5 separate regions of the Homo sapiens genome follow, and regions 2, 3, 4 and 5 are each linked to region 1. Evidence: chromatin loops called from intact Hi-C (ENCODE). Cell type or tissue: heart right ventricle. All regions are shown on one strand. Links, peaks and the distances in the headings refer to the core of each region. The heading gives the core; the rest is flanking DNA.

The links. Peaks named below come from ENCODE experiments on the same cell type or tissue, not always from the same donor. Only the 100,000 strongest peaks of a DNase experiment are listed, where the experiment ranks them.
Region 2: it touches region 1 in a loop (10-fold over the local background); 68 of 110 quality-filtered maps call a loop at or near these places.
Region 3: it touches region 1 in a loop (4-fold over the local background); 74 of 110 quality-filtered maps call a loop at or near these places.
Region 4: a loop joins it to region 1, with 3 times the contacts of the local background. A loop is called at or near these places in 77 of 110 quality-filtered maps.
Region 5: it touches region 1 in a loop (8-fold over the local background); 78 of 110 quality-filtered maps call a loop at or near these places.

The regions. Positions count from the first base shown.
Region 1 is chr2:231,101,053-231,107,492 of GRCh38, forward strand. The region is part of intron 16 of PSMD1 (proteasome 26S subunit, non-ATPase 1); the gene reads left to right. Among named protein-coding and RNA genes, the nearest start is that of HTR2B, 21 kb to the right of the region's middle. In heart right ventricle, for the core only: CTCF peaks have their summits at 3,269 and 3,473; a DNase peak (open chromatin) is centred at 3,269; H3K27ac peaks cover 412 bases.
Region 2 is chr2:231,448,793-231,454,589 of GRCh38, forward strand. It overlaps NCL (nucleolin), which reads right to left. Exons shown (of 14, transcript NM_005381.3): 14 at 4,739-5,797. Among named protein-coding and RNA genes, the nearest start is that of SNORA75, 4.2 kb to the right of the region's middle. RefSeq lists enhancers at 3,206-3,500, 3,910-4,139. In heart right ventricle, for the core only: a CTCF peak has its summit at 3,361 (motif pointing left); a DNase peak (open chromatin) is centred at 3,339.
Region 3 is chr2:231,408,684-231,415,123 of GRCh38, forward strand. LOC124907997 (a long non-coding RNA gene) reads left to right here and starts at 3,613. Exons shown (of 2, transcript XR_007088118.1): 1 at 3,613-4,242; 2 at 5,293-5,781. RefSeq lists enhancers at 1,725-2,330, 2,331-2,935, 5,030-5,790, 5,791-6,440 and a silencer at 3,480-3,819. In heart right ventricle, for the core only: CTCF peaks have their summits at 1,721 and 3,869; a DNase peak (open chromatin) is centred at 3,848; H3K4me3 peaks cover 1,400 bases; H3K27me3 peaks cover 1,115 bases.
Region 4 is chr2:231,199,184-231,205,623 of GRCh38, forward strand. The region is part of intron 1 of ARMC9 (armadillo repeat containing 9); the gene reads left to right. Among named protein-coding and RNA genes, the nearest start is that of ARMC9, 3.8 kb to the left of the region's middle. In heart right ventricle, for the core only: no CTCF peak of the experiment used is centred there; no DNase peak of the experiment used is centred there; H3K4me3 peaks cover 120 bases.
Region 5 is chr2:231,189,560-231,195,999 of GRCh38, forward strand. No RefSeq gene overlaps it. Among named protein-coding and RNA genes, the nearest start is that of ARMC9, 5.9 kb to the right of the region's middle. RefSeq lists an enhancer at 1,950-2,830. In heart right ventricle, for the core only: CTCF peaks have their summits at 3,050 and 3,249; DNase peaks (open chromatin) are centred at 1,212, 1,252 and 3,062; H3K4me3 peaks cover 995 bases; H3K27ac peaks cover 3,154 bases; H3K27me3 peaks cover 1,061 bases.

The DNA of each region.
Region 1 (6,440 bases), core at 828-5,827:
ACTAGGGGCTGAAGAGAGTTAGCCACCCCGATAAACCAGAGATGCTTGCATTTGTTTAGCACAGATTTAATGAGAAAGGCTTGGAGCAAACACAATTTGTGGGTAATTAACATTGTTCACCCCCAAGTAGAGAGCAGTCCTGCACACGAGTGATCAAAGGTTAGTGTCTGGAGACAGGAATAAACAAATTTATCTAGATAAGTTCCTTTACATTCCCTTGTTATCTAACCCTTGCTCTTAAGAGAATTTAACTGCCTTTAGCTAAATCCTCTTTTGAAGCTTTTGCAAAACCTCCCGGCCTTCCAGAAAGGTTTGCATCTTTCCCTATAATTTTTATAACTTTTCCCACCACCCTGACCGGTCTCCTACAATCACTTCCAAGATTAGGCTGTAGAAAAAAATTAATGAAAAGAAACATAGTTGAAATTACAACAAAGAATTGGGAATATTTAGTAAAGTTAGTTGATAGAGTAGCAGCAGAGTTAAGAGAGGATTGACTACACTTTTGAAAGAAATTCTGTTGTGGGTAGAATAGCATCAAACAGCATCTTATGCTACAGAGAAATCTTTTGTGAAAGGAAAAGCTAATGTGGCAGACTTCATTGTCTTGTTTAAAGAAATTGCCACACCCACCCCAGCTTTCAGCAACCACCACCCTGATCAGTCAGAAGCCACCAACATCAGGAGAAGACATTCTACCAGCATAAAGATGAATATGCACTGAGGGCTCAGATGGTCGGTGGCACTTTTTAGCTATAAAGGTTGTTGGGTTGTTTGTTTTTTAAATACAGAGGGTCTTCCTCTGCTGCCCAGGCTGGAGTGCAGTGGTGTGATCATTGCTCAGAGGCAAACCTGAGCTTATGGAGCTTGGGTTGAGGCAAAACTGTAGAATAGCAGAGACTACAGGCACTCACCACCATGCCTGGCTAATTTTGGTTTGTTTGTTTTGCAAAGACAGTGTCTCACTGTGTTGCCCAGGCTCATCTTGACCTCTGGCCTTAGGAGATCCTCCTGTTTCCACCTCCCAAAGTGCTGGGATTACAGGCATGAGCCACCCATTGGGTCTGGCTATGTTTTTTAACTGAGGTATATACATTTTTTTGGACATAATGATGTTGCACACTTAATAGGCTATAGTATAGTGTAAACATAACTTTTATATGCCCTGGGAAACCAAAAAGTTCGTGTGACTCACTTTACTGCTATACTCTCTTTATTGTAGTAGTCTAGAACCAAACCCACAATACCTTGAGGTATTTTATTAAAGAATAAAGTTAAAATACAGTTGACCCTTGAACAATACGGGAGTTAGCATCACTGACCCCACAACTCTTACACTGTCGAAAATTCACGTATAACTTTTGACTCCCCCAAAACTTAGCTACTCATAGCCTATTATTGATCAGAAGCCTTATGGATAACATACATAGTCAATTAACATATAATTTTTATGTTATATGTATTATATACTATATTCTTACAGTAAGGTAAGCTAGAGAAAAGAAAATGTTATTAAGAAAATCATAAGGAAGAGAAAACACTCGTCTTCACTATGAAGTGCAAGCGGATCATCAGAAAGGTCTTTACCCCATTGTCCTCACATTGGGTTGGTGGAGGAGGAAGAGGAGAGGTTGGTCTTGCTGTCTCAGTGGTGGAAGAGGTGGAGGAGGTAGAAGGGGAGGCAGAAGAAGTAGGTACACTCAGTGTAATTTTTAGTGAAAAAAAAATTGCATATTAGTGGGCCCACACAGTTCAAGCCCATATTGTTCAAGGCTCACTGTTATATGGATACTGCCTGTTATAGCTTATTTGTTATATTTGTTATATTTGTTATAGCTTATTTATTATATTTGTTATAGCTTATTTGTTATGAAATTACACAGTAAGTTGCTAAAGTGCATGTTAGATGAGTCATACGTCTTATGTCCTTTTAAACTTTAGAAGAGATTTTCTACCCCAGGTTCCCTGGGAGTGAATCTTTGTTATAAAAATTGTATGCAAATCCAACACATAATTTCTTGAACATCCATTATGAACTAGGTACAGAGTCTTCTCCATAATATCCCAGATAGGAAGTCATCCATCTACAAACTGTAAAATATTTTTTTCCTATCGTGGATGGAAATGTTGAATAAAACAGAACAAAACACAGACCCATATAGCATGGTATTTCTTCTTACACCAGTTTTCTTGAATATGATTGTTAATCAAATACTGGTCTTCACTGTGTTATCCTCTAACTCTCATTTTGCCAACTTTTTCATAAAGACTCTAGACAATTTTCACAAAATCCTTATGACATAATATTTACCCAAGTCTACTAGTCTGGCACCTCTAAACGGGTTATGTGACTTATTGGGCCTGATTGTTTCTTAAGTTACACTTTTCATAGAAGTGTCCAGTGTTCTTCGAGGCCTCTTCTGAGATCTGGCAAAACCTATGTGTATTAAGCTATTCTGCATTTTGTCAAAAGATCTGCCACAGACTCCACACTTTGAACTTCTTGAACCCTATCTCTTCTTTTCTCTTTTAAAATATTGGAATACTTCATCATTTACATTCTTTTTGTACTTTGCAGTTTTCTGTTTTTCTTCCAAAATTTGGTTTCATAATTACATACACAAATTTGTTCTATTTCTAGGAGGTGATTCATTTAGCTTTGTGACTGGAACTCATCTAAGGCAACTAGACTCTTTATCTGTTTTGTGTTTGATCAGTCTTTCTGTCTAAAAATTATTCTCCTTGAGAGAAAAGATGGAAGCAAAATAAAATTTAATTACTTCTATTTCCTTCCTGTTATCTTAGCATATCATGTAGCCAAGCTGTGACCCTAACCTTTCCCTATTCTTGCTGTAGAGATTAGACACAATTAAAAAATGAGAAAATGGTCTGTCATGGCCATCCAGAGTGGGTTCTTTGTGTGAATTATCAGAGAACTAGATAATTTTAGTATGGAAAGTATATTCTTCCAGGTATACCCTTAGTATCTCTTGGGTTGTGTAAAGCATCCTACTCATGTTTGACTCTTAAGTTGTTTTGTTTCCTGTCAGTTAATGTTTTGTATTGTCAGTGACTTTATATTTTATAACAATATAAATCAGTGGCTTGGTGTTTATATTCTGCCACATAGGAAGTTGACGGTCATTTAAAACTGTTTTTCTTCCATTTTTAATCTGATGGTGCTTTGCTCTCTAGTTAACAAAATTCATGTCTGCCCTTTTATTTCCTGTAGCTAACACAGGTTAAGTTCCCAGTTTCAGCAGCAGATGTCTCCCGTGAGCTGCTTAGGTTTTGCTGAGTTTTCCACTACATAGTATAGTCAAATAAGTTATTTATGTGCTTGCTACTTCTAAGGGACCATTCTTGGTTCTCTTTTCATAAAACGAATCTTTAAGAAGTGGGAACTGGAAAAATTTTGTCTAAAATTTATTTTATAAATGAAAATTAAATATAATTGACCTGTTTAAAGAGCTGGAGTTAAAAATCCTCTCTATGTTCTCTAAGTTTTAGTTTACTGCCATTTCCCTAGAGTGAGAATTTTTTAAAGTAGAAGAAACCAGTATTCACATTTTTTTTAAAGATAAGGAAATTGAATTCCAAAATGTTTAATAAATTTCCCCACTGTCATAAAGCTAAATACTGAGATTCTAAACAGGCTTCATGATAGACCAGTGCTTTCTCCACCTTGCTTTCAGTCAGAGCACCATCTTTTTGAGTGGCTGTGATAAAACAGCTTTATTCTTAATTTTCCTTATTAACTTTAATATTTGAGAAGTGTCTGTCCTATATCCTAAGACTGGTACATGTTTTCTGAAGTGACATCATTTACTGTCGTAGCATGCTCTCCATCTTTTTTCCCCCCTTTAGATTTCCCTTTTAAAATGAATTTGTGGACATTTGGTCTTATACCATGTTTTAAGAGTTTATTTCTTCATAATTTTTAAAAACTTCTTTTCAAGTATACTTATTGGATATGAATACTAAAAACATGTTAGTAAACACATATTTGTAGTTCAACAACTAAGATAAAATTGTCTTTGTGTAAAATTCTTATGTATATTATCTCCTTTATTCTTAGGATAGTCCAGGGTGTTACAGTATTTTATTTCTTCCTTCTGATATTTGTAGATTGTTATTTGTTCATAATGCTTGTAAATAAAAGTAAAAAATTAATTTGATAACTATTCTTGCTTAATTGAAATGAACATAGTACATTAATTTTTATCTAAATAAATGTTCTCTAGTGGAACATCTAATAAATAAGTGATTGTTGGGCCCATTGTTAGTACTTTCAAAGGCAGATTTTATTATTATAACAACTTATGCAGTACTGTTCATGTCATTGACTTCTGAAAACTCATTTGGAAGTGAGTAGAATCTGAATTATTTTAACTTGACACTGGAAAGGAAAATGAAGAAAGTCAAAAGAATTGGTCTTTGTATATCTGTTGATATTAAGTTTCTATAATGAACAAATTGATAATCTGATATGGACATTTCTTAAAATCAGACAGTCTTGGTGGTCCCTTGCAGGGTGCTATGACTTAGGCTGTTATAATATGGCATTAAATGTTTCTCAGTGTATAAATTCATAAGCTTTTAGATACGGATCTTGCAAGATGAACAACAGATTCTTTGTGCAACTGTTTTTTAGACCACACAAAGTGATTCCTTGAATATAAAAATGTTACATCATCATTGATCCTCATAATTTGAAGAAACCCTCATAGTGAACCAGTTACCACTAACACTAACACTAACTTCATGATCATCTTTACATCTCCATTCACAATTCTATATCAATTTGATACATATTCTCTGTATACTGTTCTCTGTTTTTGCCCCAGTATCTTTGTGTTTCTGTCTGGGTGCTTGACTTTTCCTTACTTTTTGTCATTTTCATTTTTTTTTTCTACATCTTTGTTTTCTTCTCTCCATTAATTGGCAGTAACATGGAATAAAAAGGTTTTTTTTTTTTTTTCAAAATTATTCTAAATAGTTATAATCTGTTCCTTTTCTTCTAAGATAAGACTATTAACTGGAGTTCTTTTGTTACGTAAGGGTGTTTAACTGCTGAGATTTGCTTTCAAATTATACATCTCTTTAAAGTATTCATAAAATGGAAATACCAGTTCTGCATCGAAGTGGTAAGAGTTTGTGGCTTGGTTGTACTTTTCAGAAATAGTCAATAGTGGAGTTATGTTTCACTTTCTAGAATATTCTGGAAATAGTAGAAAGGTCTCTCATTAACTATAGAAAGATCTCTGGGTTAATTGTAAGCAAGAGCTAGACATGGTGACTCACACCTGTAATCCCAGCACTTTGGGAGGCCAAGGCAGGCAGATAGCTTGGGGCCAGGAGTGGAGACCAGGCTGACCAACACAGCGAAACCCCATCTGTACTGAAAATACAAAAGTTAGCCAGGTGTGGGGGCGGGCACCTGTAATGCCAGCTACTCAGGAGGCTGAGGCATGAGAATCACTTGAAGTCAGGAGGCGGAGGTTGCAGTGAGCCAAGATTGCGCCACTGCACTCCAGCCTGGGTAACAGAGTGAGAATCTGTCTCAAAAAAAGAAAAAAAAAATTGTAAGCAAGGAAATTTTTCTTAAGGGTTTGACATGAAACAGTTTATAGGTGTTGTGGCTAATTCTGTAGGTGTGCGTATATTTAAGCACACAAATTTGGAGGCAGTACAAAGCATGTGAGAAGATAGTTCTTTTGATCTAGATTGTTATCTATGGGTAGAGTTTTGGCAATGTGATTGCCTGCCAACTCTGGTGTATAGATTTCCTGAAACAATTATGTATGCCTTCAGATGCATAAAATACAGAATTTGGAATACTGTCATAGTGATAACTGAAAACTTAATCTCAACATACCTTGGCAAGAATATAAATCTTAACATATGCCAAATCCATCATATTAGAGACCAGAACCAAAAACCAAAATAGAGAATGATTTTTTTTTAAGGAATGTAAATTATTTTGCCTCTTATGTGAGATAACCATCCCTAATGCTGCTGAAAAATCTTAGACTAGTAGTAGGGAAACATACCTAAAGCTTTGATGATTTAGGAATTAAATGTGTATGATATACTCTTCCCAGCAGATTATATATAGCCAGTAAGGAATCATAACAGATCAGGATTTATGTATTAGAGCCGCATTCTAGCAAAGGATTCTGCCACTGTGAAAATATATGCCTTGTTCACTTATACACTGAGATTCTCCGTAGCCAATACATTTCTTAAGGCAATTATCCTAAACTGAGTTGCCTGCAGAAGGACAGCAATAGAGTCATAGGTCGAGGGACAAATATGGGTGAACCTGAAAAGGAAAAGCTAAGGTATGAGTTATCTTCACTGCAGACCCCCTTAGTCTAAATTTGCACTTATAACAGGAGCATTAAAATATATATCAAAAGTAGATTGAATTGTCTACC
Region 2 (5,797 bases), core at 798-5,797, 350 kb after region 1:
TCACAGCTCACTGCAGCCTCAACCTCCCCAGTGGCTCAGGTGATCCTCCCACTTTAGTCTCCCTAGTAGCTGGGACTATAAGAGCGTGACACCATGCCTGGCTAATTTTTTTTTTTTTTTTTTTTTTTATATATATAAGGTCTTGCTCTGTTGCCCAGGCTGGAGTACAGTGGTGCAATCTAGGCTCACTGCAACCTCTGCCTCCCAGGTTCCAGCGATTCTCCTGCCTCGGCTTCCCGAGTAACTGGGCCTACAAGCATACGCCACCATGCCCGGTTAATTTTTGTATTTTTAGTAGAGGTGAGGTTTCACCATGTTGACCAGGTTCGTCTTGAACTCCTGACCTCAGGTAATCCGCCCGCCTTGGCCTCCCAAAGTGCTGGGATTACAGGTGTGAGCCACTGCGCCAGGCCCGCCTGGCTAATTTTTGTATTTTTTGTAGAGACAGAGTTTCACCATGTTACCCAGGCTGGTATCAAACTCGGGGGCTCAAGCAATCCGCAGATCTTGGCCTCCCAAAGTGCTAGGATTACAGGTATAAGCCACCTGTCTGGCCTAACCAGAGTTTATAATTGTCATCAACAGAAGGATTACTCTGTTATAAGCCACTTCATCACTACCAGAACCAAACTACCTGTGTTTTCAATGTAAATAAATCTTACCTAATCCATTAATGAACATATCTATAATTCTATCACATAAGTTGTGCTCAAATATTTTAATAACTAATTTCAATATAATTGGTCTCCCTTGTATTCCTTTTATATTTTAAAGTGATTTAGAAAATATTATTCTGAAAAGGGTTCAAAGGCTTCACCAGACTCCCAAAAGAATCCTTGGTACAAAAACATTAAGAATTTAAACTGGATGCAGTGGTATGTGCCTGTAGTCAGCTATTGGGGAGGCTAAAGTGGGATCACTTGAGCCCAGGAGTTCAAGGCCGTACTGTGCTATGATAACATCTTTGTACTCTAGCCTGGGCAACAAAGTGAGACCTCATCTCATTTTAAAAAATAATAAAGTAAAAATAACTTTAAAAATATGTTGGCCAGGTGCAGTGGCTCACACCTGTAATCCTAACACTTGGGGAGGCCAAGACGGGAGGACTGCTTGAGCCCAGAAGTTTGAGACCAGCCTGGGTAATGCAGTGAGACACTGTCTCTATAAAAACATTTTTTTTTTTTTAATTAGCCAGGCGTGGTGGTGCACATATGTAATCCCCACCACTAAGCTACTCGAGAGACTGAGGTAGGAGGATTGCTTGAGCTCGGGAGGCCAAGGCTGCAGTGAGCCATGATTGTGCCACTGCACTCCAGCCTGGGCCACAGAGTGAGACCTTATATGTAAAAAAATAAAAAATTTTAAAAATAAAAGTATCTTTATCTTTATTTATTTATTTATTTTTGAGACGGAGTCTTGCTCTGTTGCCCAGGCTGGAGTGCAGTGGCGTGATCTCGGCTCACTGCAACCTCCGCCTCCTGGGTTCATGCCATTTCTCCTGCCTCAGCCTCCCGAGCAGCTGGGACTACAGGCGCCCGCCACCACGCCCAGCTAATTTTTTGTATTTTTAGTAGAGACGGGGTTTCACTGTGTTGGCCAGGATGGTCTCGATCTCCTGACCTCGTGATCCACCCGCCTCGGCCTCCCAAAGTCCTGGGATTACAGGTGTGAGCCACCGCGCCCGGCCTAAAAGTATCTTTAAAAATAAAACTCCTGGCCTAATGATCCCTTCCTGTTGCTACCTGACCTTACAGTAAGTTGGGGGGAAGGTGTTTCCCCTGGGAAACTTGCTGAGCACCTACTATGTGTTAGCCTCTCTTCTAGGCTCGGAACAGCACAGTGAACAAAACAAAGTCCCCCCTGTCAGAGGGAGCATGCATTTCTTTTCATGTTTCCATGTACGGGGATCAGAAATAGGGTAACCCTCCTGGCCTCTTACTCCCCCCATTACTGGGTTGGTGACCTGATCAGTGGGGACAGCCATTTGTTCCCATCTATGAATTGGATGGAACTGGGCTTTTAAATGGCTGCAATCCTTGAGGATTTGTTCTTTTCCTTCCTCTCCACTTCAACCCTTAGTGTGTCTAAGTTCTTTTTTTCTTTTTTTTTTTTTGGTAGAGACACGTGTCCGGCTATGTTGCTCAGACTGGTCTCTAACTCCTGAGCTCATGCTGTCTTCCCACCTCAGCCTCCCACAGTGCTAGGTCACTGCCTAAATTCCCTTTTTTTTTTTTTTTTTTTTTTTTTGAAATAGAGTCTCGCTCTGTCTGCCTCCCAGGCTAGAGTGCAGTGGCGCGATCTCAGCTCACTGCAAGCTCCGCCTCCTGGGTTCACGCCATTCTCCTGCCTTAGCCTCCCAAGCAGCTGGGACTACAGGCGCCCGCCACCACGCCCAGCTAATTTTTTGTATTTTTAGTAGAGATGGGGTTTCACCGTGTTAGCCAGGATGGTCTCCATCTCCTGACCTCGTGATTCGCCCGCCTCGGACTCCCAAAGTGCTGGGATTACAGGCGTGAGCCACTGCACCCGGCCCCCTTTTTTTTTTTTTTTTTTTTGAGACAGAGTCTTGCTCTGTTGCCCAGGCTGGAGTGCAGTGGCACAATCTCGGCTTACTTCAACCTCCTAGGTTCAAGTGATTCTCATGCCTCAGCCTCTGGAGTAGCTGAGATTATTGGCGCCTGCCACCACACCTGGCTAATTTTTGTATTTTTAGTAGAGACAGGGTTTTGCCATGTTGGTCAGGCTGGTCTCGAACTCCTGACTTCAGGTCATCCACCCACCTTGGCCTCCCAAAGTGCTGGGATTACAGGCGTGAGCCACCATGCCTGGCCCTACTGCCTAAATTCTTAGCGGTGGAGGAGTAGTTTCGGCAGGAAGGAGGGATAGTCTGTTAGATGCTGCAGGGAAGTAGGTGAACCTAGGGAAGGCTGACTCCTGGCTTTGGCACCTGGGGGAAGGGGGACAGAAGCCACACTTCGAGAAGGCTAGAGTATGCTCATCCTGAAAGTTTGGCAATGAAGGGAAGAGACAACTGTGTGAGGTGGCAGGTCAGGAGACAGTCTTTTGGGGTGAGAAAAGCTTTGGTATTTTTTTTAAGCCTGATGAGAGACAGTGAGACACACAAAGATAACGGGGTAACTCTCAGAGAAAGGGCACAGGACATGCTTCCAAATAATCTTAGCTGTAGGATCCAATTGGAAACCCCTTTTGCAGGGGTTGTGCAGCATCACTCAAGGTGGGAGACTCCCTGGGCCTATCCACTGGTCTGGAATCTGAGGCTGAGTTTGGAGTTAGAAGGCCTGCCATCAGCTCATCACCAGGCCTCCCTCCGGCAGAGGTTTCCACATCCTTGTGGACTTATGCTGCCACCTGCTGGAAACATGACAAATGTGGCGACAACCATTTGCAGAAGAAAACTATCACTTTTCTAAAATGGCTCCAAACACCTCCAAATCAGAAACTAGAGACAGGTACTAGGGAAGACTGGGAATTTGACTTCAGTCCCTAATCGCAAGCCTCAATGTCTCTTTCTGGCCCTGCAGGGTAACCCACCTTACATCTTTTTTTTTTTTTTTTTTTTTGAGACAGTGTTGTCGCCCAGGCTGGAGTGCGATGGCGCGATCTCGGCTCACTGCAGCCTCTGCCTCCTGGGTTCAAGCAATTCTCCTGCCTCAGCCTCTCAAGTAGCTGGGATTACAGGCGCCCACTTACCATGCCCAGCTAATTTTTGTATTTTTAGTAGAGATGGGGTTTCACCATGTTGGCCAGGCTGGTCTCAAACTCCAAACCTCAGGTGATCCACCCACCTTGGCCTCCCAAAGTGCTGGGCTTACAGGCCTGAGCCACCGCACCCGGCCTTCATCTTCATTCAACAGGAAATCAGCACATATGATTAGAACAAGCACTGAGAAATCACAGGACTGGACCGTCTCTGCTTTCCTTCTCTTAAGGAATGGTAAAGAAAAAGAATCAGGAGACAGGAACGTTAGTGTCCTGCCCTTGTCTTGCCTCACAGCAGGTTAGTAGAGGGGCTGAGGGAAAAGCCCAGCTGCTGAGCACACAGTTGCCCAGCAACTGCCCCATTATTAACAGCTACTTGATAGAAATGCAAGCCCCACCTTGGGAGCCATGGGCTCTTCCTGCAATTCAAGCCCTATCAAAATCGCACTCCCATAGGCTCTCCAAGTATGGAAAAAGCAGTGACTGTGCTGCACCAGAGCCACCAGCAATCCCAGCCCTTATTCGTAGATGGCCACACGGCATATAGACTATCGCTTACTTTAACCCACAGGCCTCCCAAAGAAACCAGCTGCAGCACATTCTCACCTGGATGAAGGCTGCAGGGAACCGAGGAGAGCCCTGGAGGCATCATTTCATAGATTCCAGAAGACCTAGACACCAAGTCACAAGGTTTTTCAAGCTGTTTGTCACCCAGGCTGGAGTGCAGTGTCGGGCTCAAGCAATCCTCCCACCTCAGCTTCCTGAGAACTGCAGGCTTATGCCATCACGGCCACCTAATTTTTCTTGTAGAGATGGGAGTCTCACTGTTGTCTAGGCTGGTCTCAAGCCATCTCCACACCCAGGCTTCCCAAGGTGTTGGGATTACAGGTATGACCCACGGTGCCCGGCCTCACGGGATCTTTCTTGAAAGCCACTGGAGATAAATTCATACTTATGTTCATACTATGTGTTTTGCTGCAATTTAAGAGCTAACAGACCTAATCCACAACACGCCTGATGGGCTTCAATTAACTGAGCTTTTAATTCCTTATCCAGAATACAGGCTGCAAGGCCTTCCTTTTTGTCCTTAGGCTTGCCTCATAGGAGACCCTCCCACTGCTTTTTCATCGTAGTTACAACCCTGGCTGGCCACCTTCCTCTCTAGAGCATGAGGGTCTTGGAACTGGATTGTCACCACCCCCATCCCCTGGACATGGAACAGGGCTGACAAGCAGTAGGTGATAAGCCCAAGGATGTTAAGATTTCAACAGCCCAACTGAACCAGAGTAAACCCAAAGCAGCTACGTATTCTTCACGTTTCCTTCTAAGCTTATCCAAGTATCACAGTTTGATTTCACTAGTTGGACTAGAACAGGTTTTTGGACTTGGCTACCTACATTGATTTTGGGCACTGGGTTTCAAGTAAATTCATCACAATGTTGATAGTCCCGCCTCTCACGTGGCCTTGTCTTTTACTAAAAAGGGAGGTTGAGAGGCAAGTACTTAAGACCAGAAAGAATAAGCAATATACGTAGTGCAGAACAAATGGCTTTTTGGGGGTTTACTGGATGGGCAGTTTCCTCCCCAGCCCCAAGGTTCCAAAGTGTCCACTGGTCTATCCATCTAGCGTGAGTTCTATTCCAGAACTGCTTTTTGGGAGATGGGAGTCTCGCTTTGTTACCCAGCCTGGAGTATAGTAGTGTGTGCTCAGCTCACTCTGCTTCCCGGGTTCACGTGACTCTCCCGCTTCAGCCTCCTGAGTAGCTGGGACTACAGGAGTACACCACCATGCCCAGCTAATTTTTGTATTTTTAGTAGAGATGGGCTTTCACCATGTTGGCCAGGCTGGTCTTCAACTCCTGACCTCAGTTGATCTGCCTGCCTCGGCCTCCCCAAGTGTTGGGATTACAGGAGTTAGCCACTGCTCTTCCCTGAAGCTCTTCCTTGTCCTAGGAAACCTGACTAATCTGTTCCTGCACCTCTTTCCAGAGTGGTCTTCAGGACATAATCCTCAGACCTGCTAAAAGTAGGAGAAGCTGCAGCAGCCTTCAAGTCAGCACCAGGGCTGCAGGAGCAG
Region 3 (6,440 bases), core at 786-5,785, 310 kb after region 1:
GACCCCTTAGAGTTGTAAGCTCTTAAAAGGGCTAGGAGTTTCTTTCTCGGGGAGCTCGGCTCTTAAGACGCGAGTCTGCTGACGCTCCCGGCCGAATAAAAACCTCTTCCTTCTTTAATCTGGTGTCTGAGGAGTTTTGTCTGCGACTCATCCTGCTACACTGCTATTTCTCCCTCCTCAGCACAGGTCTTCCCACAGTTCTCTCTTGGCCAGCCGGCTGCATAATTTGCAGAGCCCAGTGCAAAATGAAATTACAGGACCCTGGTTTTAAAAAGGTATTAAGAATTTTAAAGGTCAGGCTCACGCCTGTAATCCCAACACTTTGGGAGGCTGAGGTGGGAGGATGGCTTGAGCCCAGGAATTTGGGACCAGCCTGGGCAACATAGAGAGACCCCTGTCTCTACAAAAAAAAAAATTTTTTTTTTTTGAGACAGAGGTCTCATTCTGTCGCCCAGGCTGGAGTGCAGTGGTGCGATCTCAGCTCACTGCAAGCTCTGCTTCCCAGGTTCGCGCCATTCTGCTGCCTCAGCCTCCCGAGTAGCTGGGACTACAGGCACCCACCACCACGCCTGGCTAATTTTTTTCTTAAAAAATTTTAAAATTACCTCAGAGTGGTGGCACGCACCTGTCTGGGGCCAAGGTTGCCAGAGATTGCCTCGGGATGCTGAGGTGGGAGGATCCCTTGAGCCCAGGAGGTCGAGGCTGCAGTGAGCTGTGATCGCATCACTGCACTCCAGCCTGGGTGACAGAGCGAGACACTGTCTCAAAAAAAAAAAAAAAAAAAAAAAGAATTTAAGATTGCCACAGCAGAGCATTGAGCATTAAACCAAGTGCTGGGAGCTTCTGAGGGAGGCCTGCGACTGTGATGCCAGCCCTATTTGCCCCTCCTCATCCTCAGAAGCCAGGTCCTGCTCTGGGCTGCAGAGAGGGGATTGGGGCTCACAGTTCAGCATGGGAGAGGGCAGCCCAGGGACACCCAGAAAATGGAGGTGTACAGGCCACAGGACCCAGGCCCAGGTGGAGGCCCAGAGACGGTTATGGGTTCAGCTGCCCCTGAAGGATGAGGCAGAGGGAACCACATATACCAAGGGCTGCTGGGAGCAGGGTGGATGCATTCTGAAGCGGAAAGGAGCTCCTCTCGGGGCTGGACCTGGGGTGAGAGAAGGGGTGGGAGGCTGGGAGGCAGGCAGGGCAGTTTCTCAGGTCTTCTAGGTTCAGGAGTACTTTAACTTTATCCTGAGCACAAAGGGACAAAGAGCAGGGGTTCACGGCAGCCTGAGGGAGCAGAGGGCAGTTTTGAGGCACCTCCACCCCTCCCTCTGGCGCACTTTGGCCCATTCTGGCCAGCTCCAGTGGGGCCCCACTCTGGAAAATCAGGCATTTAGTTTTGCTTCCTGGTAATGATAACAACTGACATTTTATGGAGCACATTTCATATGCCAGGCACCCTGGTAAACATTTAACGTGTAGTCAATATGACTTTAACTCAGGGTACAAATATGGTTACTTTTTAATTTTTCTCATTGATTGCTCAAATCCCTCATGTACCATTATTGGCAGAAAAATCCAATATCAGCCTCTTGGAACCCACTCTCAAATTGTCCAAGAACCTCAGGGATTTCCCTCCTCCAAAGAGAGGGTTCTCTGGAAAGTCTGAGCAGTCATCTCCAGTTGTTCCCTCTCTCTCCACACAGGGGCGCTGTGGAACAGCGGGCCTGCACAGTCCTGTGGCTTCTGAGGCTTGGCTACCTTCACTGCACAGGCTGCGGTGGGGCCTATGCTTCCAAAACAAAGTTACCCTTCTCTCAGTCACCCTCACAAGCTCAACGACCTTTCCCCAGAGAGCAGCAGCATGCCAGGGGTGCTGGGTCCTGTGGCCCCCCAGTCAGCTACACAGTCTGTGGGGGAATCCCACAGACTCAGGTTCTCTCTGGCCTGGTGAAGCAACTTTTTAGACAGTAGATTTTAGTTGGTCCCAGGGTCTTAACTCTTTCCTCCTCAAAGGCCCTGGCTTTGCAAAATGGTTCCCTCCTCCCCGGCAACTGGCTGTGCATTCCAAGGGGCCTTGAAAAGGGGTAGCCTTTGTCAGTCCTCAAAAAGTCCAGTTCCACTCTTCCCCCAGGGTAATGGGTGCCTACTCAGCCACATTTACATAACTAAAGGAGACCACTCAAAGAATCCTACTCTTAACAAAGAAAGCTGTTCCTAGGTGACTTATTCTGTGCACCTAAACTGAGAAGGAGCAGGGGGAAGCTTCTGGAATCCTGTTATACACCATGTTCAAAGTAAGAAATGGAGGGCTCTAAGAGAAGGATCCCACGGCTATTGTGTGACAGGCACGATTTGAACTCTGTGCCCTGCACACCTAACCCCCATACTCTACTGTCTCCCAAGAGCCTCCAGCCTCCCATCCTTTTTCCTTAGCAGTAACTTAGTCACAAATATCTGTGTTTGTTGTTTCTGTCTAAAAGGAGGAAAATGTTATGTCCAATGAGCGATTGAAACTGTGATGGTTGGGGGAGCCCAGCGTTATTAGGGCTGTAAGAAATAAATGTTTCCAGAGAGTTATTTAAGCTATTGTGAAGAAAAACTTTTCTGTTCCAGTGAAACACTATACATTATCTAAAGCACAGCCAGACCTGTCTGCTTCCAGCCCCATTCACGGTCTTTGAGCTATTTTGCACCTCTTTTTAAGTTGCAAGTACTGAGGGCTTTGCAAACTGTCTTGTCAGGTGAAGCTTCCATTGACTTCTCTTCCACCCCCCACCAACACCCCCACGGTGGAAAAACCAGTTTGCCGCTGTTTGCAATTCAATTCCTTCACTCCATATAAATTTGTGCTTTTTGATGTCTCCTTTGAACCAGATATAACATCTACCTTGTCCTTTTTATGAGTAAAATAAATCTTTAATACATGCTCATTTTTTATTTCTGAACAAGGGTCATGAATCTACCTTTTTCTGAAAATTGTCTTTTACCAATTGCCTTTATGTGAAAATGAACACAGATACATTATCGAACAGAATGCAATTTTTGCTTATATTTCTAAAACAAAACTTGAATCTTGGAATACATTGTATACTCACTGAAGACCCTTCCAAAGTGAGCCAAAGCTTAGAGCTCAATCCTTTTAGAGGGTTTTGCCCCCCGGGAATTTGAGAAAATATCTAGTCCAGATCGCAACCAGACAGAATGAATCCGAATGAGTGAGTGGGTGGGGCGCGAGCCCAGGCATTTTTTATCGCTCCCAGGTGACTCAAGTTGGGAACTACCGGCCTGGGCTGGGATTGACTGACCCTGCCGTGCAGCCTGTGACCTATCACAAATCACCTTGGCTTTGTTTTTCCTCGGTGCGGCCGAATCCCACAGGAATGCGTGGAATCCCTGCCCTCACCCATGGCGAAGCTGCCCCCCTCGGGCTCCGCCTGCCCCCCGCGGCTCCTCGTCGCCGGGCAGCCAGGAGCTGCTGGGTGGGCGCGGGCGTCCCGGGGCGCGGTGCGACCCAGAGCCCCTCGCGGAACCCGCCTGGGCTGTGCAGGGGACAACGCGTTCGGCTGTCGAGGGTGGGGGAGCCCTGTGTGTGTGGTGGGGGTGGCATCCGATGGATCCCGGGGGCCTGCGGAGGAGGTGGGCATCTCGGCGCCACCCGGTGCGCGCCCCGAGCGAGGGCATCTCCCCTCGAGACCAGCCCGCGGAGCTGCGCGAGGCGTGGGGTAAGGCGGCGTAGACCTCCCAGTGCCGGCTGCAGGGCCGCGGGTCGGGGCGGGGCCCCGCGAGGAGCAAGGGGCTGGCCGGGCTGGAGGGCTGGGTGAGTCCCCGCCCTGGCAATCCCAGAAGAGGGCAGGGAGCGCCCCCAACTGACCGCCGGGGGCATCGTGACGCTGAGGTGGATGGGAGACTGCACGATTTGAGCAGGTTGTGTGAAATCTGGAACTCCATTACTTGTACCCCAAGGCATCTTTTTTATGCGGATTTAAGCTGGAAAGCGCCACACCAAGCTGTTAACAGGAACTGCTTCCTGGCACTGAGATTCCAGGGGCTGCTCGTTCCTTTCTCTGGCTCATCTGTGTAAGGAAGACTTTCCTCCGTGAGCCTTTCCACCAAGCTCAGGCCTGAGGCTTAGGAGAAATGTGCGAGATCCCGACAGCCTCGGAGGGAGTGAGGGGGCTTCGAGACCCTCAGGGCCACCTTAGGGGCCTCTACCAGGGAAGGAGAAATGATCTTGTTTCACCGGCCAGGGAGGTGAGTGCAGCCCCTTCAGGACCTCAAAAATCCCTACTGGGGGCCCACCCTCAGAGGCCTGGTGAGGTCAGAACTAAGGCCTTGGATAGCAGGATACAGTTTGCTGTTCTAATTGTTTAGTATCTGATCTCATAGACAAATGACACAATAATCATTTTTTCATAAAATCTTAATATATAAAGCCAACGATGGTAAGGATATGTTTGGTTTCAAGTGACATGAGATTCTGCTCAGTTGGGCTTGGTGGCTCGCACCTGTAACCCCAGCACTTTAAGAGGCCTAGATGGGCAGATCGCTTGAGCTCAGGAGTTTGAGACCAGCCTGGCAACATGGTGAAACACCACCTCTACAAAAAAGTACAAAAATCAGCCAGGCATGGTGGCATGAGCACCTGTAGTCCCAGCCACTGAGGGTTGCGGAGGGGAGCTGAGATGGGAGGATCCTGGGAGGTTGAGGTTACAGTGCCCATGCACTCCAGCCTGGGTGACAGAATGAGACCCTGTCTCAAAAAAAATAATAATAATAAAAAGAAGGAAAGAAAAGGAAAAAAGAAAGTCTGCTCGAACTGGTTGCGACCAGCAAGGAGATGTGTGGGCTCACAGAAGTGAAAGTACAGGGATGCCTGCCTCAGGGGCTGATGCAGGACAGAAATATAAAACAGCCACTCCCCATACTGGAGCTGCCTAGCTGGAAAGGGGCAGGTTGAGATTGCTCTCAGGTGGCCTGACTGCAAAAGCTGCATGTTAGCCACCACTCAGACACGTGCTAGGGTCTGGAGGATGGAGGCAAGTCTGGAAACAGCTGCCTGTCCACCATGACTGCCTGCAATTTGTTAAGACCACCTGCAATTTGCTAAGCGCTGATGGGGAGGCCAGGCTCAGCTCAGATAGCTCAGCTCCCGCAGACCTAGTCGAATGTTTCTTGCTAGATTTTATGTATTTTTGTAACCAAATGCTCCCATTTTTTCTAAGAAAAACGGAATGAATTACTTTTTTTTTAATTATTATTTTCTATTCTCTCCCCTTTCCCTCCTTCCCGTTTCCTACTCAGCCCTTCAGAAATGCAAATGTAACCGTTCACCTCCCCCTAGACATTCCCTTCAGGGTAATTCCCTTCAGGGCAATTTCTTCAACGGCTCCAAGACAGATCTTTTCCTTGAGAGCTGACAGTCGATTTGCTGACAGTTGATTTCCAGACTGAAGCGTACCTGCCACGGAACTTTTACCTCCATGGGGTGACCTTAGAACTTCTGCTCTGCAAACTGGAAGTGACCTTCATCCTCCAGGAGGGTATGTCGAAAGCATTCCCGCTTGGCCACTTTTACAAGTTATTTCTGCCTGGGAAGGCACCAACTCAATTATCCAGTAGATAAGATACGGGGCAACAGGGGAACGCCTGCCTTGCATACTTGCTCACCCCCGACCTTATAAAAGTGTCCATGTTACTGCTCCAAAGGTGAAGCAGCACATGTAAAGGCAGGACGCGTTGTGTCCCTTCCCCAAGCTACCTTTGGAATACATTCACTTTTCTTACACCAGACCTCGCGCTTGTTCATTGGACTCTGCATGCGATGAGCAACTAACCTGCTTTTCAGTTATGCTTTGGAGCCATGTTGTTTAGCACTTAGAAAATAGAGGTGGGTCTGGGCGCGGTGGCTCATGCCTATAATCGCAGCATTTTGGGAGGCCGAGGTGGGTGGACCACTTGAGGTCAGGAATTCAAGACCAACCTGGCCAACTTGGTGAAACCCTGTCTCTACTAAAAATAGAAAAAATGAGCCCAGCATGGTGGCACATCCCTGTAATCCCAGTTACTCGGGAGGCTGAGGCATGAGAATTGCTTGAATCCGGGAGGTAGAGGTTGCAGTGAGCCGGCATCACGCCACTGCACTCCAGCCTGGGCCACAGAGTGAGACTCCATCTCAAAAACAAAAAAAAAAAAAAAAAAAGAAAAAGAAAATAGAGGGTGTCTGATAAAAATGTACCTTCTCTAGTGTGCAGCACAGTAAATCCAGCACCCCAGAGATGTCCTGCCTGGCTCCCTGGAACCCGTCTGTGCACATGATGAGATGTCACCTCTGTAATTAGCTTAGGTTACATGGCACAATTAGCCTTAAAATAGGGAAATATTCTGGGTGAGCCTCATCTAATCCCATGAGACCTTAAAAGCAGAGAGCTTTCTCCCACTGGTGGCAGAAG
Region 4 (6,440 bases), core at 276-5,275, 98 kb after region 1:
TGGGCCCTAAATCTTTCTTATATAGGAATTCAAAAGCTGCCGCTGCAATCCCCAAATGTAACTGGAAAAGTTTTTCTTAGTTTCCGCATAAAGGAGAGCACTGGTTCTCAAACTTGAGAGTGTGTAAAAGTCACTCAGGGAGCTTGTTTAAAAGGCAGATTTCTGGGCATGGTGCCTGCCACGGTGTTCAGTAAGACCAGGGTGGAGGCAGGAATTTTCATTTGCACAAGCGTGCCAGCTGATTCTGATTTAGGTGGTCCAGACTTTGGGAAATACTGTGTAGTGGTTCTTTTCAGCCGCTTAGTCACTTACTGTGGCTGTTGGGAGTGTGTCAGACTTCCTGGGCCTCAAATTGCCTCATCTGGAATGGGAAAATATAAACTATATTCACCTGTCAGGTTTACTATGAAGGTTAAATGTAAAACATTTTGCACATTGCCTGGCATACCATATACCTTCAATAAATGATACCTATTATGATATAAAAGTTTAGAGAAAATTCTGTAATTTCTTTTTCTTTTCCTTTTTTTGAGACGGAGTCTTTCCCTGTCGCTCAGGCTGGAGTGGAGTGGCATGATCTCGGCTCACTGCAACCTCCACCTCCTGGGTTCAAGCGATTCTCTTGCCTCAGCCTCCCTGGTAGCTGGGATTACAGGTGCAGACGCCACCACGCCCGGCTAATTTTTGTATTTTTAGTAGAGATGGGGTTCCACCATGTTGATCAGGCTGGTCTCGAACTCCTGACCTCAGGTGATCCGCCTGCCTCAGCCTCCCAAAGTGTTGGGATTACAGGTGTGAGCCACTGTGCCTGGCCAATTCTGTAATTTCTAAGAATGTTGAGTAATAGGATACCCAGCAGCACTCACATTCAATGACAGTTGATCACAGCAGATACTATTTAAACGGCTTAGGGAGGTCTACTCTAAGGAGGTGATGTTTATTAGGCACAGTGGTTAACCAGGTGAAGAGAGGGAAGAGTGTTCTAGGCGGAGAGAGTAATATGCGCAAAGGCCTTGAGGTTGGCCTCAAGGTTTCAAATTCTCAGAAACTCACTTTTCCCGTTCCAGGGCCTTTAAAATGACATCCCCTCAGCTCCGGCTTCATTTATTCATTATATGCCTTGAGTACCTTTCTTGCTTACTAGACACTCTGTTAGGTTCTGGGGATATGAAGTTGAAATACAGCTCCCTGTCTTTGTGAACAGGGTTATAAGAAGTGCCAGGTGCAGTGGCTCATGCCTGTAATCCCTGCACTTTGGGTGGGTGAATCGCTTGAGGTCAGGAGTTCAAGACCAGCCTGGCCAACCTGGTGAAACCCTGTCTCTACTAAAAATACAAAAATTAGCTGGGCGTTGGTGGCGGACGCCTGTAATCCCATATACTTGGGAGGCTGAGGCAGGAGAATCACTTGAACCTGGGAGGCAGAGGTTGCAGTGAGCCAGATTGCACCTTTGCACTCCAGCCTGGGCGGCAAAAGTGAAACTCCATCTCAAAACAACAAAATTAGCTGGGCGTCATGGCGCATGCCTATAACCCCAGCTACTTGGGAGGCTGAGGTGGGAGAATCACTTGAACCCAGGAGGTGGAGGTTGCAGTGAGCCGAGATCCCGCCACTGCACTCCAGCCTGGGCAACAGAGCTAAACTCCATCTCAGAAAAAGAAAAAAAAAAAAAAGCCTTGGTAGGGAAAGAAGGGAGGGGTTTTTCATGGAAGACTTCTTGAAAAGAGATTAAATCTGGCTTGGCTTAGAATCATGAGTCATGTTTGCCTGGGGGGGCAGAGCATACATCAACCACAGGCTTAGGATCCTGGAAGAGCTTGTTGCATGGGGGAATGGCCAGGAGTTCGCTGTTGGCAGGGTCCAGTGTGGGATTGGTGGAAGGGAGCAAGGAGAGGGATCAGGTAGGGGGAGGTGGATGGATTGGAGGCATGGTCCAGAAAAAGGCTGGAGAGGTGGGTGTCCCCCAGGAGCAGCTGCCTTTCTTCTCTCCCCTTTTGCATCTGGCAGGGCTGGTGTGGTGCATGGGGAGGTGTCCTCCCTGCTCCTCATTACTGCTTCCAGATCACTACCCACTCCTTCACAAACCCCAGCTCCTTTGAAGCACATGGCAGATGCCATACCCCTTGCCAGCCCTCCCTGAGGTAGCCACTTCCCAGGGCAAGTCTCTCCAGTTCCCTTGGAGCCTCCAGCACCCGGCTGGCTGCCTATCCCTTCATCTCTTTTACTTCACTTTTGGGGGTTTCCACATCCTGGCCCCTCCAGTTTCTTCATCCTCCTTACTTGCAGGCGTCTCTTTCCTCCATCCTCCTCATCTGCCCACTCCCGTGGTCGGGAGCTTTTTAGTACTAGTCACCTTCAAAGTCTTGCCTTCAGGCATCTGTCCCACTCTCTGCCCACTCCTTTCCATCTTTCACACTCACTGGAATGTGCCTCCTTCAGCAGGTCTCAGACCCCACTGCTTCCTCACTGCTCTGCAGCCGCCTTATGTGTGTTCCCCTCCCCCATTCTTAACCTGATTAGTTCCAGTGTCCCATCGTGGTTGTACTGTTTTCCCTTTCCTCTCTCTTCTAGAAGAACCTCTCACATTGGTTAACCTAACTCAGATAGCTGAAAGTGCCTGGAGAAGAGCTGCAAAACTGTGCAGACTGATTCCATTTTAGATTCAAGTGCAGAGATCTTAAATGGACTATAATACCAGCAACCCTGCCATGTTGCTGTAGTCGCTTTGGTTCCCACCCTCCCTTCCGTTCCCACTCTCCCTTCTCTTCGAACTGTCACCATGCTTCTTACTTGCAGCCGATGACCTTTTTTCTTTCTTTCTTTTTTTTTTTTTTTTGACAGAGTCTCACTCTGTTGCCCAGGATGGAGTGCAATGGCACGATCTCGGCTCATTGCAACCTCCACTTCCTGGGTTCAAGCGATTCTCCTGCCTCAGCTTCCAGAGTAGCTGGGATTACAGGTGCCTGCCACCACACCCGGCTAATTTTTGTATTTTTAGTAGAGATGGGGTTTTACCATGCTGGTCAGGCTGGTCTTGAACTCCCAGCATCAGGCGATCTGCCTGCCTTGGCCTCCCAAAGTGCTGGGATTACAGGCGTGAGCCACCGTGCCCAGCTGATCTTGTTTCTTGTTTCACTTTTTTTTTTTTTTTTTTTTTGAGACAGGGTCTTACTTTGTCACCTAGGCTGGAGTGCCATGGCGTGATCCCGGCTCACTACAGCCTTGACCTTCCTGGTTCAAGTGATCCTCCTGTCTCATCCTCCCCAGTAGCTGGGATTACAGGCACACACCACCACACCCAGCTAATTTTTGTATTTCTGTAGAGATGAGGTTTCACCACGTTGCCCAGGCTGGTCTCGAACTCATGAGCTCAAGTGATCTGCCTGCCTTGGTGTCCCAAAGTGCCAAGATTACAGGTGTGAGCCACTGCACCCAGCCTGTTTCACTTCTAATCACTAAATCTGTGTCTTTGCTCAGCACCCATATTCTCTGCTATCCCTCTGAATGCCGTTCCTGCTTCTCCCTTAAACTCCAGGCTCATATATCTGTAAGAATTAAAGAAAGAGGAGAGAAACACGAAGGGTGACTTGACAGTCAACAGGTTTGTTTCCTGGGTAACGGCCAAACTTCACCCTCTTACAATGGGCCTCAGTATAACAGTGGGCCTTAATAAGGACATTCTGTTCCCTTCAGGTGCACTAAGGGAAGCTAAAAGCAGACTTGGGGGGTATGCCTGCAGCTGCAGAAAGTTGTATAGGAACAGACACACAACTCTCCCTCCCAGATAAGCACAACAGAGAGACACAGAAACAGTTCAAGCCTTTGATAAACTCTCCCACCCTGAATCCTTAAAAACTCTTAGTCTGTAGGAGAGTGTGGCTCTGACCTAACTCGGTCGGAAGTCCCTCCCAGGTTTGAAATAAACCTGTTGACTGTCGAGCCACCCTTCGTGTTTCTCTCCTCTCTCCTCTTTCTTTGGTTCTTACAATACCCACTGACCATTTCGGAACCTCCACTGGAATGTCTAACAGGCAGCTCAGACTTATAGCCAAAACAGAGCTCTTGGTTTGACCTCAAAACAGTCCTTCCCCAGGTTTTCGTTGACTCAGCAAATCACATACTCTTCGGCCAGCTGCTCAGATCCCAGGGTTCTTCCTTCCCTTCTTCCCCTCATGTCCCACAACTAACTGGTCTGCAGATTGTGCCTCTTCTGCCTTTTCCATCTGGACTCACAGCGCTCATGGCCCCTCTTGCTTATCCAAATGATGCTCATGGCTGGCGTGGCCTGAGCAGTACTCATCTCCCTCTTCCCACTCCCCTCCAGTCTTCTCTGTAGAGCAGGCAACATGCATATTAAAAAATGGACATCAGCAGCCGGGCGTGGTGGCTCACCCCTGTAATCCCAGCACTTTGGGAGGCAGAGGAGGGAGGATTGAGCCCAGGAGTTCAAGACCAGCCTGAGCAATGGTGAAATCCTGTCTCTGAAAAAACCAAGGCTGGGCGTGGTGGCTCATGCCTGTAATCCCAGCACTTTGGGAGGCCGAGGCAGGTGGATCACCTGAGGTCAGGAGTTCGAGACCAGCCTGGCCAACGTGGTAAAACCCCGTCTCTACTAAAAATACAAAAATTAGCTAGGCATGGTGGCGGGTGCCTGTAATCCCAGCTACTCGGGAGGCTGAAGCAGGAGAATTGCTGGAACCCCGGAGGTGGAGGTTGCAGTGAGCCAAGATTGTGCCATTCTACTCCAGCCCAAGCAACAACAGCGAGACTCTGTCTCAAAAACAAACAAACAAAAAAAAACCTCACCAAAAACCAAACAAATGAAAAAACCAGAAAACAAAAGACTTGGGGCATAGTGGCACACTCTGTAGGCCCAGCTACTCAGGAGGCTGAGGTGGGAGGACTGCTTGAGTCCAGGAGTTTGAGGCTGCAGTGAGCTATGATCATGTCACTGCACTCTAGCCTGGGCAACAGAGGGAAACTCTGTCTCAGGAAAAAAAAAAAAAAAAAAAAAGGACATCAGTGGTGTCAGTCCCCTCCTCCATACTCTCTCTGAGCCTCCTGTTACTGTCAGCCTAATGTCCAAGCCACTTACCAGCTCTGTAAGGCCCACCTGACCTGGCCCCGGCCCCCCATTGCCTGCTGCTGTCTGCCTCACCCCTAGCTACATCCCAATACCCCAAGACTGCAGAGCTCTTCAGCCTGAGGCCTGTGCACTAACAAAGCCATCTTCCCCAGATCCAGGTGCTCAATCTTTGCTGAAATGTCACATTCCCAGTGAGGCCATCAACCACTCTATCTAAAATAACCCCATACCCGTCTCCTTCAGGTTCTGTCCCTTTCCTTGCGCTGTTTTCTTCATGTCTGGAATCAATTTCCACTCCGTCCATGTTTTTGAGCCTGTACTGTGTGCCAGGCACTGGTCTAGGCACAGGGGAACACCTGTCAGGTGCTGTTGAGAAAAATCAAGCAGTACAAAGGGCTGAGAAGTGATGGGCCGACCTCTTAGAAAGGGTGGTCAGGGCAAGACTCTCTGAGGAGGTGACAGTTAGGCAGAGACCTGAATGAGACGTATCTGAAGGAAGGGCAGTGAGCCAGAGTTCACGAGGGCAGGCGTGTGCTTTGGGTGTTCAGTGGGTGTCCACAGGAACCACACAGTGGCCAGTGTGGCTCAGGTTTACAGAACAAATGGGAGTGTGTCAGAGGCCAAGTTGTCTAGGGCTTTGGGAGTTGAGCCTAAGGAGCCTGGCCTTCATCTGGAGGGCGCTGGAACCACAGGAGGGTCCCAAGCAGGAGGGGAATGCTCACTTGTTAAAAGTGTAGAAATTGGATTGAAGTGGAGAGAAAGGAGGTGGGGAGGCAGTGGCAGAAAAATGTAAGGTTACAGACTCAGAAGAGATCTGACTGAGTGTGGTGGCTCACGCCTATAATCCCAGCATTTTGGGAGGCCAAGGCGGGAGGATTGCATTACCCAGGAGTTTGGCAGCTTAGTAAGACCCTGTCTCCCTGTCTCTACTTAAAAAAAAAAAAAAAAAAATTACCTGGGTATGGTGGCATGCACCTATAGTTCTAGCCACTGGGGAGGCTGAGGAGGGAGGATCCCTTGAACCCAGGAGTTTTAGCTTGCAGTGAGCTATGATTGCACCATTGCACTCCATCCTGGGCAACGGAGTGAGATCCCATCTCAAAAAAAAAATTCGATGAGTTCTGACACATTCTGAATTTTATAGATGAAGAAAGGCTCTGCACTTCAGTGAGTTGTCTCAGATCAGGTGCCAGTGAATGGCATGGTTAACATTAGAGCCCAGACCTTTTCATTCCTCTGGGGTTACGGGCAACTGCTTTGGGCTGAGCCTGGGGTGTGGGCCATGGGGAATGACTGCTTTGGGTACACCTTGAGGGAGGGCTAGTAGAAAGAGTAGGAAGAGTTTCTTTTGACT
Region 5 (6,440 bases), core at 797-5,796, 88 kb after region 1:
TTTCTGGATAGCTTCTACGCCTTGATTCAAAGCAGGGGCCGCAAATACCTAGGGGAGTGGGTGACTTAACTCCATTTACTAGAAGTGTCTGAGCCTGGACAAGCTGCCGCCACACTGCACATAACTTCAGCACAACTGCCTCCTTCAGCACCTCCCCCAGGATCCCGGGGCCCCTTTCCAGGACCTGGAGAAATAGGAGGACACGGCTGAGCCCCTGCTCACAGAGGGAGGGAGGGAGGGAGGAGGGGGCCCCCGGAGCTGAGATTCAGCCACTTGTTCTTTCCTCCTGCTTAGAACTCTGCTTCGTGGGCAGGAAGGGAGGCCTGGGATGGAGGCTGGCTCTGCCAGGGAGCCTGTAAGAGTGCAGACTCTGCCTTGCAAGTGATCAGTGTGAAGAGCTCGAGTCAAAAAGGATCCTTTATCCAATACACTCAGAGGCATTTTAGAAAGTCAAGAGGGTGCAGCCATGCCAGGGTAAGGACTAGGCTCCCAGCCTCCAGGGAAGACCCTGGAAGGCCTTGGTGGCTCCTCTCTGGTTCTCAGCAGACCCAAGGTTACCCAGGCAGAGCGGACATGCAGTCCCAGTCCCACACAGGGCTGAAAGCGGAGCGGAGAGGGAGAGAGCGGGACGGAAGCCCAAAGACCGAGGGCACTGTAAAGTCCTACTTCCAGCCCTGCCCAGCGGGGCCAGCTCCACCCCTGACTTCTCAGGGATGTGAGCCAAAGAAAGCCCTTTTGGCTTAAGCTGTTTCGAGACAAGTTCCTATCACTGAATGTGAAGGATCTCTTCTTTCCTAAGACACCGGACAGCTCTGATCTGTCCTTTGTAAGGAGTTCAGGCAGGGAGGGAAAGGGCCAGGGGCCGGACCAGAGAGAACGTGCAGTAAGGGACCCGGGTGGGCCAGGGCTGCCGGCCGGCCAGGGCAGCTCCACAGTCAGGGGCTGGGGGCTAAGCCGGGGCGTGTTGAGAGGGGGCGGCTTGGGGGTCGGTGATGGGAGGAAAACAGGGAACCCAGGACGCCCGGGTGGGGACTGACTCTCCATTGCAGGGCGTATGTTTTCTGGGCGCCTCTCGCCGTCCTGACCGCTGGGCTGGCAGAGATGGCGCTGTGTTGCTGGAAATGACGGCCTAAGGGAGGTGGGGGTGCACCTGGGGCCAGGTCGGGCTGTGCTGGCTGTTCCCCAAGACTCTACCTGAGTCTCCCGCCGCAGCCAACCCCAATCCTTCCCACGCCGGAGATCACTGCAGTGACCCACCCTTCGTTAAGTGTCAGGCCACTGGGTAAAAATCCCTGCAGCCCCTCGCTCGCTTCTCTTGGCTGGAGGCCGCGGGACGGGCTCGCTCCCCCCGCCGGGACCCAGATCGGGAACTGGCCCCCACGCCAGTCTGGCTGCGTCTGGGCCGCTTCCCGGGCTGCTCCGCCGGCCGGATGCTCCCGCTGAGACATTTATCCTCCGCGGAGCAGGGCCCTGGGGGGGCTGCCCCGCCTGCACTGGCCGCGGGTCTCTCCTTGGAGTTGGCTGGGGTACCCAGTGGGCCCGCAGCTCGGCTTTCTTGGCCGCAGATGCTGCAGGGGCCCTGCCTAGGACCCTTGAGTTCCAGCAGAGGCACCCAGACTGCTGAGCCAGAAGATTTGCGTTTCTTTTCTTTTTTTTTTTCTTTGAGACAGAGTCAGGCAGATCACGAGGTCAGGAGTTCGAGACCAGCCTGATCAACATGGTCAAAACCCTTCTCTGCTAAAAATACAAAAATTAGCTGGGTGTGGTGGCACGTGCCTATAATCCCAGCTACTCAGGAGGCTGAGGCAGGAGAATCTCTTGACCCCGAGAGGCGGAGGTTGCAGTGAGCTGAGATTGTACCATTGCACTCCAGCCTGGGTGACAAGAGTGAAACTCCATCTCAAAAAAAAAAAAAAAAAAGATGTTCTCTGTGTGCCACATCTTGCTGGTCACCCAGGTGTGTTGACCTGCCAGGAAACTACCCAAATGTGGTCACTTTAGCATCTATTCCTCCAGCTTAAACCAACATGCCACCCTCTGGGCTAACATCCTGTGCCCTGTGATGTGCTTTTTTAAACTTGCTTAGAAAGTGACAGTCCTCGGCCGGGCGCAGTGGCTCATGCCTGTAATCCCAGTACTTTGGGAGGCTGAGGCGGGCGGATCACGAGGTCAGGAGATCGAGACCATCCTGGCTAACATGGTGAAACCCCGTCTCTACGAAAAAACACAAAAAATTAGCCGGCACGGCAGCGTGTGCCTGTAGTCCCAGCTACTCGGGAGGCTGAGGCAGGAGAATGGCGTGAACCCGGGAGGCAGAGCTTGCAGTGAGCCGAGATCGCGCCACTGCACTCTAGCCTGGGCGACAGAGCCAGACTCCATCTCAAAAAAAATAAAAAATAAAAAAGAAAGTGACAGTCGTCATGAAAAGTCTTAAGTGAGTATGTCTATGAACACCACTGATGAAAGCCCTAGCAATCTCTCCAAGTGTGCCTGCTTGGAAACCACCTGGGAATCCAGGCTTGCTCTTCCAGATGTTCATTTTGAGGCCTGAGTTTTTCTGCCAACCTCCTCCAGGCCACAGAACGATTGGGGCAGTGATGCGGCTCACATCCTTGGGACAGGGGAGGAAGGACACACACTAGAGGCCACAGTGGCTGCTCAGTGACTTTCAGGGGTCGCCTGCTTTACCGCCCACCGAGAGCTCTTTTGGGAGATGAATATTTCCACCCGGTGTGCTCTCCTTCCAAGAAATCTTCAGCTTCCAGATATAAACAGCTTTGGGAAGGGGAGTGGGAGGAGAAGCAGCCTTTGGGAGACAATTGTTCCTCCACCCCTACATGGACTCCGGGCTGGGAAGATGAATGGACCTGCATACCCCACACATCATGAGTTTTGAGCAGCGACCAAGATCCAACTTTCCTGGAAGGAAATGTTCGCTTAAGCAGCATCTTGTAATTCATCTCTTGATTTACGCCGGGCATTTCAGTATGTTCCTCCTCCATCCCACTGATTAGATCCAGGCGCTGGGCCTGCCCAGAAACATGCTCTTGGTCTGAACTCCCCCTGCAGGAGCTCCCGGATGAGGCAACTGCGTTTAGTCTAGCTGGCCGCTGGTCTGCCTGGGTGGGTCAGGCTCAGTGTGCTTAATTTAGGTGGCTTCACCCTTTTATGCAACTCAGGAAAGTAACATTTACCAACTCTCCCTCTTTGCTTGTGGTCTCAGCTCTTTGCCTTCCAACAAAGACAGCAGCCAGAAAGATGCCTGCTTTGCCTGCAAAGATGACTTCATTCATGAACTGTGTGTAGCAGGCCACAGAGGAGTGTGACCCTCCTGCCCCTAAAGTACTCAGGGCTAGGGCCCACAGAGGGCTCTAGGCTGCAGAAGAATCAGCTGTGTCCCCCACCAGAATCTAGAGCTCCACCAGTCCCTTCGATGTCCTATGCAAGGCTGAAGATATTGGCTAAAGTGTTCAGCATATTCCAAGGATTTAATTTGAGGTTAAGTTTTTCCCAGCACCAGTGTCATTATAATTCTAGAATCTGAGAGATGGGTGTATGGCGATTCACTAAACCATCCTCTGGTTTTGCATATGTTTGAAATTTTCATAATTAAACAATTTAGAAAGTCATCTTGGGCCCATTGGCAGTATGTATCCCATTTTGGGAAAACTGGAGTGGTCAAACAAGAACATTTGGGGCAAATGGGATGCTTTGGCAGGTCCTAAGAGTGGGGAAGCTGAGGCAGCTGGTTCAGTGTATTGCTATGAACTCATGGAATATACACAGCAGAGCCAACCTAGAGACTGCCTGGAGGAAGCTTCAGAACTAAGCAGTTTTGCCTCTTGTGACAAAAGTATCCTTTGTACTCCCACGAGAACACATCGAATAAGTTAAACAGACTGAGATTGAGTCAGAGATTTTCCACCTAAATACTGGCATTATGCTTACACAAGTGTTCAGGATTCAAAGAAAGTCTTAAATTATAACTAAGGAATTATAGTAGTTTAATTATTTTTAAACTGTATCAAACCGTATCTATTTGTTCCATATCACACCTAGTCACGGGGATGATACAATTCAGAACCAACCCAGATCCTTGACAACTTGAGCTGCTGGTAAGAAGCCAGCTACTTCTGTATTTATTATAAGAAAATGAACCACCACCCCCATTGCTGAGGCCACTTTTAGTTGATATGACATTGTGAAATAAGAAAAATATATAATTAGGCCGGGTACGGTGGCTCACACCTGTAATCCTAGCACTTTGAGAGGCTGAGGCGGGCAGATCACCTGAGGTCAGGAGTTCGAGACCAGCCTGGCCAACATGGTGAAACCCTGTCTCTACTAAAAATACAAAAACTAGGTGGGCGTGGGGGGCACGCACCTGTAATCACAGCTACTCGGGAGGCTGAGGCAGGAGAATCATTTGAACCCAAGAAGCAGAGGTTGCAGTGAGCTGAGATTGCACCACTGCACTCCAGCCTGGGTGACAACAGCAAAACTCTGTCTAACAAAAAAAAAAAAAAAAAGAAAGAAAGAAAAAGAAAGGAAAAATATATAATTGATCTCTGCCCCTGGCTCCTGGCACAGAGCTCCTAAAATTCTTGTCATTTCCTGAGTGATGGGGCACTAGGTGGATCTTTTTGTTCTATTTGGTCTTTGTCCCTTGCTCCTGATAAAGGGTCCTAATCCCTTGGAATTTCATGGGTGATGGGAACATCTAGTATTCTAATGAGATGACTCTTGGTGGGCTGGTCACCAGAAAAACCAAGCCAAGGTTAGAAGCTTGGAACTTTCAGCCCCATCCCCATCTTCTGGGATGGGGAGAAAAGCCAGAGATTGAGTTGATAATTGATTGTGCCGACCAGGCGCAGTGGCTCACGCCTGTAATCCCAGCACTTTGGGAGGCCAAGGCAGGCAGATCACCTGAGATCGGAAGTTCGAGACCAGCCTGACCAACATGGAGAAACCCTGTCTCTACTAAAAATACAAAATCAGCTGGGCGTGGTGGCGCATGCCTGTAATCCCAGCTACTTGGGAGGCTGAGGCAGGAGAATCGTTTGAACCCCGGAGGCGGAGGTTGCAGTGAGCTGAGATTGCACCATTGCACTCCAGCCTGGGCAACAAAGAGTGAAACTCCGTCTCAAAAATAATAATAATAATAATAACAATCGATTGTGCCTGCATTACGAAGCCTCTGTAAAAATCCCTCAACCACAGCGTTTGAAGAGCTTCTAGACTGCTGAACCATGGAGGTACCTGGAGTGGGCATGGAAGGTCTGCGCCCCCATCCTTTGCCCTGGGTACCATCTCATCTGGCTGTTTATCTGTAACCTTTGTCACATTCTTTATAATGAGCCAGTACATGTGAGTGTTTCCTTCTATGAGCCATCCTAGTAAATTAATGGAACCCTCATTTATAGCCATTTGGTTAGAAGTACAGATGACAACTGCTACTTTTGACTGGCATCTGAGGTGGGGGACAGTCTTGTGGGACTGAGCCTTTGACCTATGGGATCTGATTCTAACTCCAGTCATTAGCTAGTATCAGAATTGAATTGTAGGACAACCAGTTAGTGTCTGCTGGATAGTTGCTTAGTGTGTAAGGAAAAACCTCCACACATCTGCTGTCAGAAGCATTGTGTTGAGGACGGGCATGGTGGCTCACACCTATAATCCCAGCACTTTGGGAGGCCAAAGCGGGAGGATCGCTTGAGCCTAGGCGTTCGAGACCAGCCTGGGCAACAAAGTGGGACCCCACCTCTAAGGAAAAAAAAAAAAAGAAAAAGCCGAGCATAGTGGTGCGTGCTTGTGGTCCCAGCAGCTACTTGGGAGGCTGAGGCAGGAGGATCACTTGAGCCTGGAAGCTGAGGCTGCAGCAAGCTATGACTGTGCCACTTCACTCTAGCCTGGGCAACAGAGTTAGACTCTGTCTCAAAAAAAAAAAAATGTGTTGAGTGTGAGAAGAGTAAAAGCAGTCAGTTTGGTTTTTCCTATCTCAAACAGACATATAGAAATTGTGTCTATGTTAGTCTGGTCTCTTTTGGTTGCAAGTGACAGAAACCCAACTTGAACCAGTTTATTAATTAAAATAATTTTTTTTTTGTACAGACGGATTTTTTTTTTTTGTACAGATGGATGTTGCTATGTTGTGTAGGCTGGTCTGAAACTCCTGGCCTCAAGCAATTCTCCCACCTTGGCCTCCCAAAGTGCTGGGATTACAGGCATGAGCCACCATGCAGGTCCAAACTAGTTGAAATTAAAAAGATGGTTGAAGTCGGGTGCAGTAATATGTATAATCCCAGCACTTTGGGAGGCTGAGGCAGGCAGATGGCTTGAGCTCAGGAGTTTGAGACCAGCCTGGGCAACATGGCAAAACTCCGTCTCTATAAAAAGTACAAAAATTAGCTGAGCGTGGTGGCACATGCCTGTAATCTCAG